Regions from separate parts of the Homo sapiens genome. Here region 1 is linked to region 2. Evidence: read pairs that join two places in POLR2A ChIA-PET (ENCODE). Cell type or tissue: GM12878. All regions are shown on one strand. Links, peaks and the distances in the headings refer to the core of each region. The heading gives the core; the rest is flanking DNA.

Evidence for each region. Peaks named below come from ENCODE experiments on the same cell type or tissue, not always from the same donor. Only the 100,000 strongest peaks of a DNase experiment are listed, where the experiment ranks them.
Region 1: POLR2A ChIA-PET joins it to region 2 with 5 read pairs; 2 of 35 experiments call an interaction of 5 or more read pairs at or near these places.

What each region holds. Positions count from the first base shown.
Region 1 is chr3:196,807,364-196,810,278 of GRCh38, reverse strand. PAK2 (p21 (RAC1) activated kinase 2) reads right to left here. Exons shown (of 15, transcript NM_002577.4): 7 at 2,365-2,497. Among named protein-coding and RNA genes, the nearest start is that of SENP5, 59 kb to the left of the region's middle. In GM12878, for the core only: no CTCF peak of the experiment used is centred there; no DNase peak of the experiment used is centred there.
Region 2 is chr3:196,343,417-196,346,331 of GRCh38, reverse strand. No RefSeq gene overlaps it. Among named protein-coding and RNA genes, the nearest start is that of TM4SF19-DYNLT2B, 6.5 kb to the right of the region's middle. In GM12878, for the core only: no CTCF peak of the experiment used is centred there; a DNase peak (open chromatin) is centred at 1,313.

The sequences.
Region 1 (2,915 bases), core at 106-2,605, 460 kb before region 2:
GTACCAGTTTGTCAGAGATTAATTAGGTTCTCAGATGTTCAGCTTTAGAATCAGGTAATCTCAAGAAAATAGACATATTTGAATATAAAATAGATATATTTGAATATAGAAATAGATATATTTGAATATATCTATTAATAGGTAAGTTTGAGACTACTTAGTATTATAAATAATAAAGGCTATCTAAACCCTAAATGGTCTTTCTGACTCTTCCAGTATACATTTCATCTTTCAATATATTTAGAAAACCACTTATTACCATAAAAATTACTATGCTCTGACATAAACTAATCATATGTTTGTTTTAGGAAAGTTCAAAGTCACAAGAAAGAGGTTTTAAAATTAGGAAGTTGGACATAAAATCCTAACTTATATTCTTATTACTAGTAAGAAAAACCACATTAAACTTTCACTTGCTCAAGGTAAAAAAGGACAGGACCATATCAAGGAAACTGACATAAATAGTTTTATGTAGGTACCCAACCTCAAGTCAACAAGCAAAGAAACAGGATCAATAATAAGAGGCTAAGAACAAAAAGATACCAAAAAGACTGGGGATGTGACAGCTAAAGGTCACAACTAAATGATGACAATTAGGATTCTAGTTAATTTTTTTTTTTTTTTTAAGTAGCAGCTCTCCTAAAATAATTCTTATATGCTCATAGAGTAACAGAGCAGGCCAGGTGTGGTGACTCATGCCTGAGGTCAGGAGTTTGAGACCAGCCCAGCCAACATGGTGAAACCCCATCTCTACTAAAACTACAAAAATTAGCGGGGTGTGGTGGCGCACACCTGTAGCCCCAGCTACTCGGGAGGCTGAGGCAGAAGAAACGCTTGAACTGGAGAGGCAGAGATTGCAGTGAGCCACGCCACTGCACTCCAGCCTGGGTGACAGAGCGAGACTCTGTCTCAAAAAAAAAAAAAAAAAAAGATAATAATAATAACAGAGTAAGAGCCAGGTTTATACTTGAAAGCACTGAGAAATCAAAACCAAATAAACATGGGGCATATAAACATTTGTTTATTTTTTAGAGACAGGGTCTCACTCTGTCACCCAGGCTGGAGTGCAGTGGCGCAATCACAGCTCACTACAGCCTTGAACTCACGGGCTCAAGCAATCCTCCTGCCTCAGGCTCCCAGTCAGCTGGGACTACAGACATGCACCACCAGGTCTCGTTAATTTTCTTTTTTTCTTTTTTTTTTGAGGGGGTGGAGTCGGGGTCTAAGTTGTATAGTTCGGCCTTGAACTCCTGGACTCCAGCTATCCTCCTATCTTGGCCAGCCAACGTACCGAGATTATAGGTTTGAGCCACTATGCCCAGGCTTTATGTTTAAAACAATCCTTCCATACAGTATTTTTCCTTGAACCCTCTAGATTAGCATTCTTTAATTGTTAATTTTATTTATTATTATTTTTTGAGACTGAGTCTCGCTCTTTCGCCCAGGCTGGAGTGCAGTGGCACGATCTCGGCTCACTGCAATCTCCGCCTCCCAGGTTCAAGTGATTCTCCTGCCTTAGCTCCCCAAGTAGCTGGGATTACAGGCACCTGCCATGACACCTTGCTAATTTTTGTTTTTAGTAGAGATGGGGTTTTGCCACATTGGCCAGGCTAGTCTTGCTCCTGACCTCAAGTGATCCACCCACCTTGGTCTCCCAAAGTGCTGGGATTATAGGCATGAGCCACAGTGCCCGGCCGGTTCGCTTTTTTTTTTTTTTTTTTGAGATGGAGTCTCACTGTTGCCAGGCTGGAGTGCAGTGGCGCGATCTCGGCTCACTATAACCTCCGCCTCCCGGGTTCAAGTGATTCTCTTGCCTCAGCCTCCCAAGCAGCTGGTACTACAGGCACATGCCACCATGCCCAGCTGATTTTTGTATTTTTAGTAGAGGAGGGGTTTCACCATACTGGCCAGGATGGTCTCGATCTCCTGACCTTGTGATCCGCCCACCTCGGCCTCCCAAAGTGCTGGGATTACAGGCGTGAGCCACCGCGCCCAGCCCAACGACGCAATCTTGGCTCACTGCAACCTCCACCTCCTGGGTTCAAGTGATTCTCTTGCCTCAGCCTCCAAGTAGCTGGGATTACAGGCACATGCCAGCACATCCAGCTAATTTTTGTATTTTTAGTAGAGACGGGGTTTCACCATGTTGGCCAGGCTGGTCTTGATCTCCTGACCTAGTGCTGGGATTTAGGGGTGAACCTGGTGACATCACCAGATTGTAATTGAAGCTACTGTTGCTATAAGGAAACAATTTATTCTTTATACTTTAAGTCACAATGTAAAGTGTAAGTTAAAATCCATCTGGGCCAAATGTTTTAAGAGCCGTGAACAATTTAACAATGATGTAAAATGTAGATAACATACTTAATTTCTCCATAATCTCTTCATCTGTCATCTTAGTCTTCTTTTTCTGTTTGTCTAAAGACTTGGCAGCACCATCAACATGTGAATCACCAACTGGTGCAGGAACAGGGTCAATTACAGACCGTGTGTAAATCTGTGGAGACACAGTTCATTACCAAGGTTTGAGGAATAATGTTTTCAGATATTCTTCCTGGCAAACTAATTCAGTTCTTTGATTTTTAACCTGAACTAAGTAGTCTTTTCCATTGTTCTAAATAATGAGAACACTATTTTCAGATATAAAAGATGTGTAACTAAGAAGAATAAATGTGAAACATTTTTCTTTGGCATAGCATGAATATATTTGAAAAGCTGTCTAGTAAAACAGCAGGTCCATGAATGAAATTTAAGTGTGACCAGGTCTAAAATGGTATAACAATGTATCAAAAAGCACGGTTTAAAAATCATGTTTTTACTACAAATGGTAAGTAAAATGCAAAAGAACAGAAACCTTGATGTTGAAATAACTATTATTAATTCCCATGAAAGTTTTTACACAATTATAATGCCTA
Region 2 (2,915 bases), core at 275-2,774:
GGCTAATTTTTGTGTTTTTAGTAGAGACGGGGTTTCACCATGTTGGCCAGGCTGGTCTCGAATTCCTGACCTCAAGTGATTCACCTGCCTCGGCCTCCCACAGTGCTGGGATCACAGATGTGAGCCACTGCGCCCTGCCTGGTGTTTCTTCTCACTGCCTGCACCTCCTTGATTGGGTCTTTATGGTGGTGATCCCCAGGACCTGGCCCTCTAACTCTCCCTCTGTGATCTCATTCTGATAGTACCAACCGCCATGTATAATGCCAATGATTTCTCACATCTCCAACTCCAGCCCGTCTCTCCTCCAAGCTTCAGACTCACATGTCCGACTTTTTACACTGCGCCTATAGTTGGAAGTATCACACTTACATCTAAGATGACGCCTCCCCACCCAGACCTGCAGTGACACCACTACCTATGAACCTGCCAGAAACTTAAGTCATTTTCTTTTGCTTATTCCCCCATCTCTAATCCAACAGCAAGTCCTTTAACTTCTGCCTCCAAAATGCATAAAAGGTAACCCTACTTTTCAGTCTATTGCCATTACTCTGGTCCAAGTGACCTGCTTTTTATCGTGACCACTGCAGTAGTCTCTGCTCTTACTCTCTTCCGACCCATTCTCCGCATACTGGCTTCTCCTTCCACTCAGAATGCCCAAGCTCCTTGCTTCATGCCACCCCCTTTGCCCCCTGCCTGCCAGCTGACTGGCCTTCTCTCAAACCCCAACATCAAACACCTTCCTGCTCCACAGCCGAGGCATGTCTTCTGCTTGAGTTCTCCTCGTCTTAGCACGGATCACTTTCTTTTATCCTTTAGGTCTCAGCCTAAAAGTAAACTCCACAACGTTCTATTTAAAGGAGAAATCTCAGCCGGGCGCAGTGGCTCACGCCTGTAATCCCAGCACCTTGGGAGGCCAAGGTGGGCAGATCACTTGAGCTCAGGAGTTCTAGACCAGCCCGGCCAATATGGTGAAACCCCGCCTCTACTAAAAACACAAAAATTAGCCGGGTGTGGTGGCACGGTTGCTTGTAATTCCAGGTACTCGGGAGGCTGAGGCAGGAGAATTGCTTGAACCCGGGAGGTGGAGGTTGCAGTGAGCCAAGATGGTGACACTGGACTCCAGACTCCAGCCTGAGGGACAAGAGCAAAACTCTGTCTCAAAAAAAAGAAACAAAAAAACACCAGAGTGGGGTGTCAAGGGAGCCAAGAGTAAGAATGTTCAAGAAGGATCCTGTGGCTAACTATGTCTAGAGTCAAGTAAAGAGGACAGTGTAGCGTTCATCAGAGACACGAAATCACTGGAGACCAAGAACAGTTTCAGTGCAATGTTGGAGGCAGAAATCTACTTTGGGTGGGTGGAAGTTTACGATTTTTATATACTAATGAGAAAACCCTAACTTCCTCTTCAGTGGTCTGGTATAAAAGGCAGCTCTTTCAATATCTTCCCTTTTTTTCTCCCTCCAATTAAGGGAATGTGCTCTCTTGTCAGCTTTCAGTTGAGTTTAGAGCCCACCCACAGGAGGCTGATTAGTCCTGTCGCTCTCATCTGGGGAACACTAGAAAACAGCTGGCCTGGTTGTCTGGCTGTATCATCTTCTCTTCTGCCAGTGAATTCTATTTCATCAACTTCCTCTATTTCTTGCTCAAATACCACCTCCAGATCCCCAAATATACCCCAGAATGGAACATCTGTCTAGCCTGTTCTCCTAAGTCTTTATTTTTTGTTTTTTTTATTTGAGACGGAGTCTCACTCTTTCTCCCAGGCTGGAGTGCAGTGGTGTGATCTCGGCTCACTGCAACCTCCGCCTCCCGGGTTCATCACGCCATTCTCCGGCCTGAGCCTCCCGAGTAGCTGGGACTACAGGCACGTGCCACCACGCCCGGCTAATTTTTTGTATTTTTAGTAGAGATGGGGTTTCACCGTGTTAGCCAGGATGGTCTCGATCTCCTGACCTCGTGATCCACCTGCCTCCGCCTCCAAAGTGCTGGGATTACAGGCGTGAGCCACCGCGCCAGGACTTTTTTTGTTTGTTTTTGTTTTTTGTTTTAAACAGAGTCTCACTCTGTTGCCGAGACTGGAGTGCAGTGGCGCGATCTCGGCTCACCGCAACCTCCGCCTCTCGTACTCAAGCAGTCCTCCCACCTCAGCCTCCCCAGTAGCTGGGACTACGGTTGTGCACACCACGCCCAGCTAATTTTTGTATCTTTAGTAAAGACGGTTTCACCATGTTGGTCATGCTGGTCTCAAATTCCTGGCCTTGAAACCGCCTTTGCAAAATGATGACTGAGACAGTGAAAGAGATCCAACCTAACCGACTCCATCTTGCGTCTAACCTCCAAGCTGCCCTTGTTCATTCCTGGGCGTAGGCTGAACTAACTTGGGGGGAAACTTAATTTATAGTTTAAAACAAAGACGGTAACAGCCCTTTCCCAAAGCAGACCTCCTTCTTGCCGGGGGACTAGACTAACATTAGTCACAAGATTAGAAATGATGGTTTAGGAGCCATGCAGCTGGAGGCTACAAGATTCTGACCCTCCCTACACTGCTCCTAAGATCAGCGCTTGAGATACTTTGCAGACCCTGCACTTGATGGATCAGCTGGCACCACCCAGGTGGATAAACTGGCTCATCTGATCTTGTGGCCCCGACCCAGGAACTGACTCAGCGCAAGAAGACAGCTGACTCCCTGTGATTCCATCCCTGATCAATCAGCACTCCCGGCTCACTGGCTCTCCACACCCACCAAGCTGTCCTTAAAAACTCTGCTCCCCGAATGCTGGGAGAGACTGATTTGAGTAATAATAAAACTGCGGTCTCCCGCACAGCCGGCTGTGCGTGAATTACTCTTTCTCTATGGCAATTCCCCTGTCATGACGAATCGGCTCTGTCTAGACAGCGGGCAAGTGAACCCCTT